Linked DNA regions of Homo sapiens: region 2 is linked to region 1. Evidence: chromatin contacts called from ENCODE Hi-C or POLR2A ChIA-PET data. All regions are on one chromosome and are shown on one strand. Each heading gives the region's core, a stretch centred on a gene start or an enhancer-like site at or near the end of the contact. The rest is flanking DNA. Distances are from core to core; before and after follow the strand shown.

What was found. A loop is a pair of places that touch in the nucleus more often than their neighbours do. ChIA-PET counts read pairs that join two places held with the same protein, here RNA polymerase II (POLR2A). Pooled maps may share reads with other maps.
Region 2: a pooled map shows a loop between it and region 1 (2.5-fold over the local background). The contact joins two enhancer-like sites. A Hi-C loop is called at or near these places in 1 of 50 pooled maps. POLR2A ChIA-PET finds 5 or more read pairs at or near these places in 3 of 52 experiments (MCF 10A, OCI-LY7 and RWPE1).

The regions. Positions count from the first base shown.
Region 1 is chr22:17,572,725-17,579,545 of GRCh38, forward strand. The region is part of intron 2 of SLC25A18 (solute carrier family 25 member 18); the gene reads left to right. Among named protein-coding and RNA genes, the nearest start is that of SLC25A18, 13 kb to the left of the region's middle. Within about 2 kb of position 5,572, at least 13 of the 41 ENCODE cell types and tissues checked have a DNase peak (open chromatin) inside an H3K27ac peak, as active enhancers do.
Region 2 is chr22:17,843,912-17,850,627 of GRCh38, forward strand. All of the region lies in intron 19 of MICAL3 (microtubule associated monooxygenase, calponin and LIM domain containing 3), which reads right to left. Among named protein-coding and RNA genes, the nearest start is that of LINC00528, 70 kb to the left of the region's middle. Within about 2 kb of position 2,104, at least 12 of the 41 ENCODE cell types and tissues checked have a DNase peak (open chromatin) inside an H3K27ac peak, as active enhancers do.

The DNA.
Region 1 (6,821 bases), core at 4,322-6,821:
TCCGCCTCCCGGGTTCACACCATTCTCCTGCCTCAGCCTCCCGAGTAGCTGGGACTACAGGCGCCCGCCACCACGCCCGGCTAATTTTTTGTATTTTTAGTAGAGACGGGGTTTCACCGTGTTAGCCAGGATGGTCTCAATCTCCTGACCTCGTGATCCGCCCGCCTCGGCCTCCCGAAGTGCTGGGATTACAGGCATGAGCCATGGCGCCCAGCCCTCTACAAATAATTTTTTAAAAATTAACCGGGCGTGATGGTGCACACCTGTAGTCTCAACAACCCAGGAGGCTGAGGCGGGAGGATCCCTTGAGTCAAGGAAGTTGAGGCTGCAGTGAGCCAAGATCACGCCACTGCACTCTAGCCTGGGCAACAGAGTGAGACCTTTTACAGTTTTCTGTACCTTCTGGATTTTCTACTATTTTTTCTATTACTTTAAGCACTTTAAGAAAGGGAGCAGATGTTCATTAGTAACAAAAAGTCATGGATCATTCCTGTTAGCTCATTATTTTCTAGCAAAACAGACAGGGTGGGCCACAGGTTAGTTCTGGTGGTGGGATTCAGGCAGGGGTGGCCGGAGTAGCCTCTGAATGCTGCTGAGTGGTGAGATCAGTTGACAGTGCTGCACCTCCTCTCTGACTTCCTCCCCACTTCCCCCCAAAACCTGTCTGCTTCTGACTCTACACCAGAACCATCCTTAGCCACCTCCACGTTTGAAAAATAGAGTCTGGAGTGGTGAGGAGGTAGGACTCAGTATCTGGAAATACTCCTGGAAATGGGGCACCTGGGGGCTGGAGGACTAGCCCAAGGCCAGCCACGGCAGCATGGTGTCTACAGCTGAGGTGTTCTTTCTGTCAAGCCGGTGTGCCTGCTGGCTGACTTCCTTCCCACAGTGCTGAGGAGAGAGTTCCCGAAGCCCCACTGACCCCATCTCTCTCCTTCCCTGCAGGCAGCTTCGGTTCCTAACTTGCATCCTTCATTCCTCACCTCAGAGCTGAGACAGCTCCATGGTTCTCTGCGGTTCAGCCCTGGACAGTCACCAAGGCTCTCTACAAAGTTCTCTCCCAGTAACCCTTGTTCTCTACCCCTTCTCCCTAATCCCTCCCTCTCCACTTCATTGTTTTACTCTGAAGGGTCTCCTAATTGGCCTCTCACTGACTCCCCTCAACCCATTCTTCCAGAATAACTGTCCTCATACTACATTCAATGTGGTATTTTCCCCCTTAAAAGCATTCAGTGTGGCTCACGCCTGTAATCCCGACACTTCGGGAGGTGGAGGTGTGCGGATCAGCTGAGCTCAGGAGTTCAAGACCAGTCTGGGCAACATGGCAAAACCCATCTCTACAAAAATTTTTTTTAAAAAAATAGCCTGACATGGTGTCATACACCTATGGTCCCAACTCCTTGGGAGGCTGAGGTGGGAGGATCGCTTGAGCCTGGGAAGCAGAGGTTGCAGTGAGCTGAGATTGCGCCACGGCGCTCCACCCTGGGCAACAGAGCCAGATCTTGTCCCCTGAAAAAAAGAAGTATTCAGTGTTTTGTTACTGCCTACAGGATCACATTTAAAAATTCACTTTTCATGTTGTGAAAATGCCAATCAAAAAGAAAACAAAAAAATTCCCTTTTAGGAGGGCACATGCTGTCTCTAGCCACCCAGGCTCCCCACGTGTGGCCTAACCTGCCTTTGCAGCCTCCTTCCCACAGTTCTGTTCCCTGAACCCTCTGCTCACACCAAGCCCACATCCAGGGTCTGCACGCCCCACCTTCTGCTTTTAAATGCTTCCTTATTCTTTTTTTTTTTTATTTTTTTTTTTGAGATGGAGTCTTGCTCTGTCGCCCAGGCTAGAGTGCAATGGCGTCGTTTCGGCTCACTGCAATCACCACCTCCCGGGTTCAAGCGATTCTCCTGCGTCAGCCTCCCGAGCAGTTGGGATTACAGGCACGTGCCATCACGTCTCGCCTGACTGATTTTTGTGTTTTTAGTAGAGACGGAGTTTCACTATGTTGGCCAGGCTGGTCTCGAACTCCTGACCTCCTGATCCACCCACCCTCGGCCTCCCAGAATGCTGGTATCACAGGCGTGAGCCACTGTGCCTGGCCAATGTTCCCTTTATTATTATTATTATTATTATTTATATATGTATTTTTTGAGATGGAGTCTCGCTCTGTCGCCCAGGCTAGAGTGCAGTGGTGCGATCTCAACTCACTGCAACCTCCGCCTCCCAGGTTCAAGCGATTCTCCTGCCTCAGCCTTCTGAGTACCTGGGATTACAGACATGCATCACCACGCCCAGCTAATTGTTACATTTTTAGTAGAGACCGGGTTTCACCACATTGGCCAGGCTAGTCTCAAACTCGTGACCTCAGGTGATCCACCTGCCTCGGCCTCCCACAGTGCTGGGATTACAGGTGTGAGCCACTGTGCCCCGTGCTCTCTTATTCTTTAAGTCCCACTTCTCCAAGCCAGCCCTTAGTGACTCTGCACACCTCTGAGCCTTTCAGCACGCACTGTCTAAGCCGCTCAGTTGCCATTAAATGGAATGTGAGGGTTTTAAAAATGTATTTATTAAGCACTCTTTGGTTACCAAGTTACAGAACTCTACTATCTTAAGACAATAAGTCACCTCATTAGAAGCATAGTGGGAGACCCTTTTTGTGGTCAAGGTCAGGAATAAAGTGGATCGCTGTGCAGTAATAAGGCAGAAGTCTCTCCCGCCTTGCATCATCTCTGCGGGTCTGCTTTATTTATCTCTGTTTCCTCAATCATGTGACAAGTTTGCTGATGGGCCCCAAGTTTTATCTGTTACAGGTAAAATGCCCCTAAAAGAGGCTGCATACACTTTAAAAATTCCTATGGAAGGGGTTGAATCATTCAGCTTAAGTCAGGTCTCCATCCTTACACAGTGAACAGTAGCCAGGGGATGGAGTTCCAGGGACGTGGCAGTTCCCAGTGCAACTAACCCGGAATAGCAAGGGGGAAAGGGCAAGTCCTAGAATGGGGTATGCTCACCCACTGCATTCCACCTTTTGACACTAAGAACATGCAAACATGCTATTTCCCGTGTATCAAATTTCTTCTTCTCAATATGATTCAGTTATCACATGTAAATTGTGAATGCACTTGTCTTCCCAGTGCACAGTGACACAATGTCATGGCCAGATGCTGCATCCCAAGGCGGTGACAGGGAGCCTCTGTCTTCCAGCTGGCTGCTTTTCTAGTCCTTTCCCACTTTGTTTCCAAAGAGTTCCAGATGTGTTTTCTCATTGTTCTGCATCCCAGCACTTAGATGATCTTTTCTACCCCAATACCCCCTACACCCTCTAAATTCCTTCAGAAAAGAAGGTAGAGGAGGCCGGGCATGGTGGCTCATGCCTGTAATCCCAGCACTTTGGGAGGCTGAGGCGGGCAGATCAGGAGGTGAGGAGATGGAGACCATCTTGGCCAACATGGTGAAACCCCATCTCTACTAAAAATACAAAAATTAGCCATTCGTGGTGGTGTGAGCCTGTAGTCCCAGCTACTCAGGAGGCTGAGGCAGGAGAATAGCTTGAACCCAGGAGGCGGAGGTTACACAGTGAGCCAAGATCGCACCACTGCACTCCAGCCTGGACGACAGAGTGAGACTCCGTCTCAAAAAAAAAAAGAAAAAAAAAAGAAGTCTATTCCCATCAGTGCCGGAACCAGTAGGAATTCAATTCTGTGGAGGGCAAGGCCTTGCTTTGTTCCCCAGCTGTGTCCCTGCTGCTTAGAACTGCAAATGGCATACAGTAATCACTCAACAAATATCTGTAGCGTGACTAACACTTAGGCTTGTGGGTTGCCTTGGGGGGCAGTTATCGGCCCTGGTGCCAGGTTTGGGGTTTTCATGGTGCTATGACTCCTTTCATACCTTGCCTGGCTAATGGTTTCGCCTTTGTTGCCTGTTACTAATGCATTTACTGCTGCCAGGAATCTTGTCAAGTCATAGGCTTTGATTAGCATAGGCCTGCGAAAGGGAACTTCCGGGGCTGGAACTGCAGCAGCTTGGTACAGCCTCAGGGTAGGGAGGCTCACCCTCCAGCCAAGTGCTCTCCGTGGGTGGAAACATTATCACATCTGTTAGCTATGCTATGGAGTGGCCCTGGGATTAGGGTGTCCCTAATTTCTCTGGCATCTGTTAAATACCCCTATTCCAGTAGCCCAGGCTGGAGTGCAGTGGCGTGATCTTGGCTCACTGCAACCTCCGCCTCCTGGGTTCAAGCGATTCTCCTGCCTCAGCCTCCCAGGTAGCTGGGATTATAGGTGCCCATCACCGCACCTGGCTAATTTTTTTGGGGTGGGGGACAGAGTCTCACTGTGTCACCCAGGCTGGAGTGCAGTGGCACCATCTCGGCTCACTGCAAGCTCCGCCTCCCGGGTTCACGCCATTCTCCTACCTCAGACTCCCAAGTAGCTGGGACGACAGGCGCCCACCACCACACCCGGCCAATTTTTTGTATTTTTAGTAGAGACGGGGTTTCACCATGTTAGCCAGGATGGTCTCGATCTCCTGGCCCTGTGATCCGCCCGCCTCAGCCTCCCAAAGTGCTGGGATTATAGGCGTGAGCCTCCAAGCCCAGCTAATTTTTTGTATTTTTAGTAGAGATGGGGTTTCTCCATGTTGGTCAGGCTGTTCTCAAACTCCTGACGTCAGGTGATCCGCCCGCCTCAGCCTCCCAAAGTGCTGAGATTATAGGTGTGAGCCACCGCACCCGGCCCACAGTTTCTAAAGTAGTAATTTAGTTCTAGAAACAGCAGGGAATATGATTATAAGAGCAGTCACAATGTTCTCAATTATTGGACTCCCTGGCTTCAGACAGAAACAGTTGTGTCCTGTCTATTTTTTTTTTTTTTTTTTTGAGATGGAGGCTCGCTGTGTCACCCAGGCTGGAGTGCAGTGGTGCGATCTCGGCTCCCTGCAAGTTCTGCCTCCCAGGTTCATGCCATTCTCCTGCCTCAGCCTCCTGAGTAGCTGGGACTACATGCGCACACCACCATTCCCCGCTAATTTTTGTGTTTTTAGTAGAGATGGAGTTTCACTATGTTGGCCAGGCTGGTCTCGAACTCCTGACCTTGTGATCCTCCCGCCACCATGCCCAGCCAATTTTTATATTTTTAGTAGAGACGGGGTTTCACCATGTTGCCCAGACTGGTCTCGAACTCCTGACCTCAGGTGATCTGCCGTCCTCAGCCTTCCAAAGTGTTGGGATTACAGGCATGAGCCACTGCGCCCTGCTTCTTTTTTTTTTTTTCTTCTTTGGGGGGCATAGGGTTTCGCTCTGTTGCCCAGGCTGGAGTGTAGTGGTGTGATCTTGACTCACTGCAACCTCCACCTCCTGGCCTCAAATAATCCTCCCATCTCAGCCTCCTGAGTAGCTGGGCCACCATGGCCAGCTAATTTTTTGTATTTTTGTAAAGACGGGGTTTCACTATGTTGCCCAGGCTGGTCTTGAACTCCTGGGCTCAGGCGATCCACCCGCCTCAGCCTCCCAAAGTGTTGGAATTACAGGCGTGAGCCACTGTTCCCGGCCAAACTTAAGTCCTTGAGAACTAGAATGTGTATTTTGTTCACTACTATGTCACCAGACCTGGAGCAGTGCCCAGCACTCAGCAAATGTCTTCCTGAATGGATTAGTGTAGCACCAAGAGAAAGACTAATGTCTCCCCCACCCCTCCTCTCTTTTCTTACCCAAAACAAAATAGCTGGAGACAGCAAAGAATTGCTGGCAACCAGTCTCTCAATTGCTGGAGAGCAGTGAGGAGTGCAGGAGAGCTGGGGACCCTAAAGCAGCTTCAGGGCACCGGAGAGAAGAGGCTCCTCAGAGCCTGGGCCAGCCTGTGCCCAAGCAGAGAGCGTCCGGAGAGCTGCTCCTGACACCACTCCTCTGGGGTTAAAGCAGCCTCACTCTGGCCAGGCATGGTGGCTCACACCTGTAATCCCAGCACTTTGGGAGCCTGAGGCGAGTGGATCACCTGAGGTCGGAAAAAATACAAAAATAAAAATACAAAAATTCGCCCGGTGTGGTGGCACATGCCTGTAATCCTAGCTACTCCAGAGGCTAAGGCAGGAGACTGGTGTGAACCTGGGAGGCAGAGGTTGCAGTGAGCTGAGATCGTGCCATTGCACTCCAGCCTGGGCAACAAGAGCGAAACTCCATCTCAAAAAAATAGCAGGCCCCCTCCTCAGAAGCTGTCATAATTGTTGTAGCTTCCACTTGTCAATTAGGAATATAATGTAGTTTGGTTTCTCAACAAGATCACATGAATTTCAGAAAACACAGTTTAATAGCCAAAAAGTAACTATGGAGCATCTTAAGTGGGTTTTTTGTTTGTTTGTTTGTTTGTTTGTTTGTTTGTTTGTTTGTTTTTGAGACAGTCTTGATCTGTCGCCCAGGCTGGAGTGCAGTGGTGTGATCTCGGCTCCACCACAACCTCTGTCTCCTGGATTCAAGCAATCTCCTACCTCAGCCCCCCAGGTAGCTGGGATTACTAGCCCACCACCACACCCAGCTAATTTTTGCATTTTTAGTAGAGATGGAGTTTCACCACGTTGCCCAGGCTGGTCTCGAACTCCTGAGCTCAGGCAATCCGCCCGCCTCGGCCTCCCAAAGTGTTAGGATTACAGGCATGAGCCACCACGCCCGGCCATCTTAAGTATTTTATTGTAGTCCTTGGACACCAAGAGAGGGATTCCTAGTTCATAGCAACTCCTCTTAAAATCCTTTCCATCCCTTCTGCTTCCTCCAGTGCCACTCCCATGCCTCTGTCCAAAATGCCCCAGACATCCTTTCCTCCAGCCTCAGCAG
Region 2 (6,716 bases), core at 854-3,353, 270 kb after region 1:
TCTCTGCTCACTGCAACCTCCGCCTCCCAGGTTCACGCCATTCTCCTGCCTCAGCCTCCCGAGTAGCTGGGACTACGGGCGCCTGCCACAGCACCCGGCTAGTTTTTTTGTATTTTTAGTAGAGACGGGTTTCACCATGTTAGCCAGGATGGTCTCAATCTCCTGACCTCGTGATCCGCCCGCCTCGGCCTCCCAAAGTGCTGGGATTACAAGCGGGAGCCACCATGCCCGGCTGTGTTACCAGACCTTCAAGGAGGCAGAGAAGGGGCAGAGGTGCTGGAGGGAGCAGGTCATGACTGGGCTGGCATCCTGGCTGGGCAGGTCACCGATTCCTGCAACATTCTAAGCTCTAGGAGACAACGCTGGGTTTTGGCATGCCACATCATACAAGCCAGTGTTGAGAGACAGGTGGTCCATCAGGCAAAACCTGGCTAAAGGAAAGCGGCAGGTGATTCAGCAATTTTTGTAGCACGACAGGTTGTGCACAAAGTGTTTTCTGAAGGCCTGCACTTCTGTTGTGTGCAGTGTTTGAACGTCTTTGTGGCAGCCTCAGACAGAGCTTTTAATGAACCCTGGTAGTCACAGGATAAGGTCTTGGCACATCTGTTGGAATTACTGGCATCCTCCACCAAATAGCATCTTTCGAATTCACTAGAGAATCTTTACTAACAAAGCAAGATCCAGTGGCGTATTCACATACAAATTCAGGTAATGGTGTGATGAAGGGGCAAAACACGAATACTTGAGTTCACTTGTGCCCTGTACACGTGCCCACTTGTTTTAGCCTTTGCATCCTTGCTGGGGGACCTTTTTAAACATCATGCTCCATTCTTCAACACCGAGCTCAGGGCACAAAAAGAATATGCTATGATGCTGGGCTAGGGCATCTTGAAGATGAGGAAATGTGGACTAGAGGTAATGGCAGAAAAGAGGCAGAGGGCAATCCTGATAGATCCGGCCTCAAGTTTCTCCAAACCTGCCCTCCCAGGCCTGGGACAGCAAAGGCCCTAACTGCACTAGCTCATCATTCCCAAATACCAGTCTTCCCATCCCTTCCTTCTCCTCATCAAAATCCATGGCGGCCACCCCATAATGAACAGGGGAGGGCTGAGGATACACTGTCTGTGGCGCCATTTGATTCTTTCCATCATTTATTTTTGACAACTGCCATTCAATGGAAAGCAGATGAGAAAGGGAGATAAAGTCAAGCAACTACCCAAGAATCAGCTTTCTGGGAATTCCATAAATACGGAACAAAAAGTGGTATTTCTTTTAGATGGGAGAAGAAAAACAGGATAAGAACTATCACTTCAGGGAAACAAACAACTAACAGCCATCAATTCAGAGGGAAGTGATTTTACAGTAGAGTGAACGAAACTTGGGAAGGAAAACATCCAAGAGGCGTCTGTTTGACGTGGGTAACGTGGGGAACGCATACTGTCTGGCAAGAATTCTACTAGGACCACGGGAAACAAAGCAGATTAAAACACTCTCTACTCTAAAAGAGCTTCAGTAGCACCTGGGAGAGGGCCCTGCAGGAATCCTTTCGGTACGACGTGTCAAGTACCATGAGCCACGTATGCACTCATGGGAGAACATAGAGAGAGTGAGTCAGCACACCTGGCAGAGTCAAGAAAGGTGTTCTGGAGGCATATGGAGTTAGCCGGCTGCAAAAAAAAAACATTCTGTGAGGTAGGCACTATCATTTGCAAATGAAGTAACTGAAGTTCAGGTCACACAGCTAGTGAGCCCTGGAGCCAAGATCTGAACATGAGGAGGAAAGGCATCACTCAGGAGATCACCATGCTGTCCCAAGACTTACAACAAGAAGAAAAACCAGGCACATGTTCGCAACAGCCCTATCTGCCTTCCCCTTTGGGCATCTTCACCATTGTCTCCTCCCCACTGTAATTTTCTAGGTGAGGGACACAGCACTTCATGAAAGCTTCTTGGAGCAGAGAATCTGGCATCTGGAATGACAGACACTCAGTCTTCCCACTGTTATTGCCCTGGAGATTCTGCAAATCCCGCAGACTAATGGGTTGTCAGGCAACAGAACTTGGCAGTCCAAGCCCAGGGCCAGAGCTCTGGAAGGGGAAATGCTGATTTAATTTTGGGCTTGGCTACAACCAACAAAAAAGAAACCAGAAGCACTGGGAACTGTTCAGATCCTTCACACGCCAGTCCCTGGAGAAAGCCTGCAGAAATGCTGTGCTGGGGACGGTGGAAAAGGGGAGCTGGGAGGCAGCAGTTGCCTCTCCTGTGCCAGACCCACCAGGCCATTGAGCCAGGTCCACACAGAGCTCCAGCTCACCCTGTGGAGAGACAAGGACACGGAAGCACACTGGCAGGCCATTGCCGGGGGTTCAGTGTTTCCAAAGGGAAGGTGGTACTCAGAGGACACTGGGCAAGGACCCCAAACTCACCAACTGCCAAAATATGCTCCACATTCCCAGCCCTTCACCTCAAAATACCATGGGAAATTAAAAAAAAAACCACACGCACAAACACATCGGAACAATCAGCATCCTTGATTCTCTGTCCTGAGCAAGGGGCTTTCTGTCAGATGAATCAGGCGGTGATGAGAAACCAAGATAGTGAGAGCGGTAACAGCAGGGGCCTGGGCAGCGAAGACAGCCCTGTGACCTCCTCCCTCATCAACTAATGGCAGAACCCAGGAGGAGAGAGCAGGAGTGCAGATGTAAACAAGCGCTTTGCAAGGTGCTGGATTGCCAAGCCGAAGTGCACCCCGCCTGTCGGGCTAGCTGGCCCTACCTCCCGCCCTCTACTCCACATGCCTTAGTGCAACAACAGCCCAACAGGGACTTTCCAGCTTAAAGCGGGATGAAAGATCTGCAATAATTTCCAAGGCCAAGTCTTCACTAAGTCAGGGCAGGCAGCTCTCAGGTCACAGGGAGGCCAATTACAGCCCCACACATACCACAAGGAAACAGCTCCCAGGATCTGGGCCATATCCTAAATAGGAAAGAGGCTCTGGGCCGCACCTCAGGTTCTGCTTTGGAAGAGTCACTGCCTGCATGAGCTCCACACATCATTCTGGAAGAAACGTTTCTCCTAACAGGACAACCTGCTCTCGGCTGCTGGGCAAGAGCTGGCAGGGGGCTTTATTTGCTTCCACCTGACTCCTGGAGAGGCATCGGCGGGTGCAGAGGATACTAAGAGGCAGGGTCTTCCCAGGGCCTCAGCAGGCAGCTCCTCTTCCTCCTCCCTGCAGTGGTGGCAAAGCCCCCCTGTACTCGGCACAGCAGCTGCTGAAGACACTTCAGGGCTCCGCGCCGCTGAGAAGGGTGTCGCGTAGGAAATCAGGATGTCAAGGGCCTCTTCTGCCTCTTTCTGGCCTGTCCTCCCACTTCTTTTTCCTTTCCTTCTTTATGAGCTTGGGAAAGTTTGAATGGAATCCGAGTCTGACAAGGACTGAAAGAAAGGTGCTGTGTACACAGACTGATTCCCATCCTGTTTCCCATGTCTGTAAGTAGGATGGCTGCAGGGGTTCATTCATCCAATCACTGATTCAACAAATGTTTCTTCACCACCTGCTTCCAGCCAGACACCCTGCAGGCGCTCAGGCACACCAGTGACACAGCAGACAAGATCTGTGCCCTGGGGCAGCCCACATTCTGATAGCCTATGGGTGTCACCCATCTGCTAAGAGAGGCTGATGACCTCAGGGAGATAAAAGGGGCCGACCGTGACCACCTTCCGGCGTCACCTTCCCGCAAGAATGGCGCTGATTGAAATGACTCATCCATTTGAGAAGTGTGCTCCTGCCATTTTGGAATTCAGAGATTCTCCTTAAGTAGTCCCTCTCATTCCTACTGTTTTTACCAGGCGGTACTGGGTATTTTCGCTGTGACTCTGAAGAAAGATCAACTAACATCATTTTAGCTTGGTTATTTCTCTTATTTACGTTTTTGTAGGAATAGGGTCTCGCTATGTTGCCCAGGCTGGTCTTGAACTCCTGGGCTCAAACGATCCTCCCAGCTCGGCCTCCCAAGTAGCTGAGATTATAGGCGTGAGCCACCACACCCAGCCCAGCTAACGTCATTTCAGCTACCTTCCCCATATGTCCTCCCAAAGCCTTCCCTGCCCCGATCTTCTTGAACTAAAGGAAGCACCAAGCCATGAACCCATTCTGAACCGCAACGTCTCAGGGGAGATGTAAGGAAGAGAAATGTGAAGAAACGGCCAGGTTGGCAGCATGAGCCTAAGTTTCCAGATCTGCAGCAAAATCGGTCACAGTGACGTTCGTGCTGCCTGATCCACAGTTCTCAGAAACTCACAAAATCACCCTGGGAAACTGGGGTGCCCTCTTTGCACAGAGTCCAGATCATGGACAGGGCTGTAAGCGGGATCCATGCCTCCATCTGTTTGATCCCGTTCAAGTTGGAAACAGTACAGTCCCTATGTTCTCCCACACGTCCTCACATACTGGGAAACGGGGATGACACCACGTGAAGTGTGGCTGTTCCGAAACATTCGGAACCATGTCTGGCCCAGACATTTTCCAGTTTAGGGCCAGGCCTATGGAATGTATGAAGCTGCAGAGGGACCCCACTGCCTTGATCTGGGCTGGTCAAAATACAGTGAAGAATCAGCTTGGATACTGGTTCACTCCTATCTTGCTTTGAGCTAAAGTTCCCACAGGAGATCCCATTGGCAACATGGCTACCATCCTGACTTAGAAACCTAAAGTAGTGGGATGGGTCACTACCTGCCTCGGGGACTTCACCACTCCTCTGGTCAAGCTGCACATCAACTGGTATCTGCGGGAGAAGGGCTCTAGCCTATTTTTAGGAGAAGTCACCCCTGGGTAGGAAAGATTCAGAGGGCTTATTAAAGGGCCCTACAGTGTACAAAAGGTCTTCCTGCACTTATTCTCAGGCACCTGGTGCCATCAACTTGGGCTTTTCTCCTCTGCTGCCCCATTCACTAGCCTTAGAGGCTGCTTGATGGGGCTCACATTTTTATACCGTTGACAGCTATGTTCTCATTCCAGGAGGGCAAGCCCCAGAGCCATGTGTGGAAAGGAAGTTTCTAAGCCACTGCTATGTCAGGGTGGTTTCTATCCCCACACGCTGCCCTCCAACAAACTTCTTCTGTGGCTTCCTACTGGCAGGGAGAGTGTGTTCACAAGAGTTTTCCAAGATCACATGATATGAGGTATTTCTTGCTTGTGAAGCAGGCGATGAGGGATAAGCAGCAGTGTTTGTTGAGCGACTACCTGTGCCGGGCACGACGACAGGCAGGCTCTACACACGGCCTTAAACATCACAAATCCCACAAGTCCCTGTGATTACATTGAGGGCTCTGAGTCAGTGATGTTGAATAACATGTCCAAAGACTCACATGAGCCAGAGCTAAGGATAACCCTAGTCTCTAAGAGTCCTTCCAATCAATCATGCAGGAAAGAATTTGTTTTTGACACAGGGTCTCACTCTATTGTCCCAGCTACAGTGCACCGGTGCAATCATGGCTCAATGCAGACTCAAAATCTTGGGCTCAGGTGGTCCTCCCGTCTCAGCCTCCTGAGTAGCTGAGACTACAGGTGTGCGCCATCACGCCTGGCTAATTTTTGAATTTTTTTTAGAAACGGGGTCTTGCTATGTTGCCCAGGCTGGTCTCAAACTCCTGGCCTCAAGTGATCCTCCTGCCCTGACTTCCCAAAGTGTTGGGATTATAGGCATCAGCCACTGTGCCTGGCCCAGAATGGAATGTGTGTGTGTGTGTGTGTGTGTGTGTGTGTGTGTGTGTGTGTATTTTTTTTTTTTTTTTTTTTTTTTGAGATGGAGTCTCACCCTGTCACCCAAGCTGGAGTGCAGTGGTGCAACCTCGGCTCACTGCAACCTCCATCTACCAGGTACAAGCAATTCTCCTTCCTCAGCCACCCAAGTAGCTGGGATTACAGGTGTGCGCCATCAGGCTGGATAATTTTTATATTTTTAGTACAGACGGGTTTCACTATGTTGGCCAGGCTGGTCTCGAACTCCTGACCTCGTGATCCGCCCGCCTTAGCCTCCCAAAGTGCTGGGATTACAGATGTGAGCCACCGCGCCCAGTCCCAGGATGGAATTTTTAACTGCCTGCTACACATGAACTATTCTTCATTTGGGGTAACTTTACTTGTATGTCGGGGCACTGAGAATAGTGGGAAAGCAGGTGACATGGGCTCACTGGGAAATTCAGTTGCTTTGAAGATACTTATCAGAAGAATTGGGAAATTCTGAGTTAAATACAATATGCTAGAGAGGCCAAAGAGGAAAAAACCCAATAGGGAACAAACCAGTTCTGTACCAGGGAAAACCACCCAAATGGGAGGGGGGCCACCCCTCAGACCCAAACACTGTTTCCCAAGCATGCCGAGGACACCCCTGCAGTGAGGACACCGCTAGGGGGGACAAGAGCTCCCCATCACCGCAGTCCTTTGCTCTCACTCTGTGTGACCCTGTGGAACTTTTGCTTTTGAATTAGTTTTTTTTTTTTTTTTTTTTTTTTTTTTGAGATGGAGTCTCACTCTGTTACCCAGGCTGGAGTGCAGTGGTGCGATCTTGGCTCACTGCAAACCTCTGCCTCCTGGATTCAAGTGATTCTCCTGCCTCAGCCTCCTGAGTAGCTGGGATTACAGGCGCCTGCCATCATGCCCGGCTAATTTTTGTATTTTTAGTAGAGATGAGGTTTTACCATGTTGGTCAGGATGG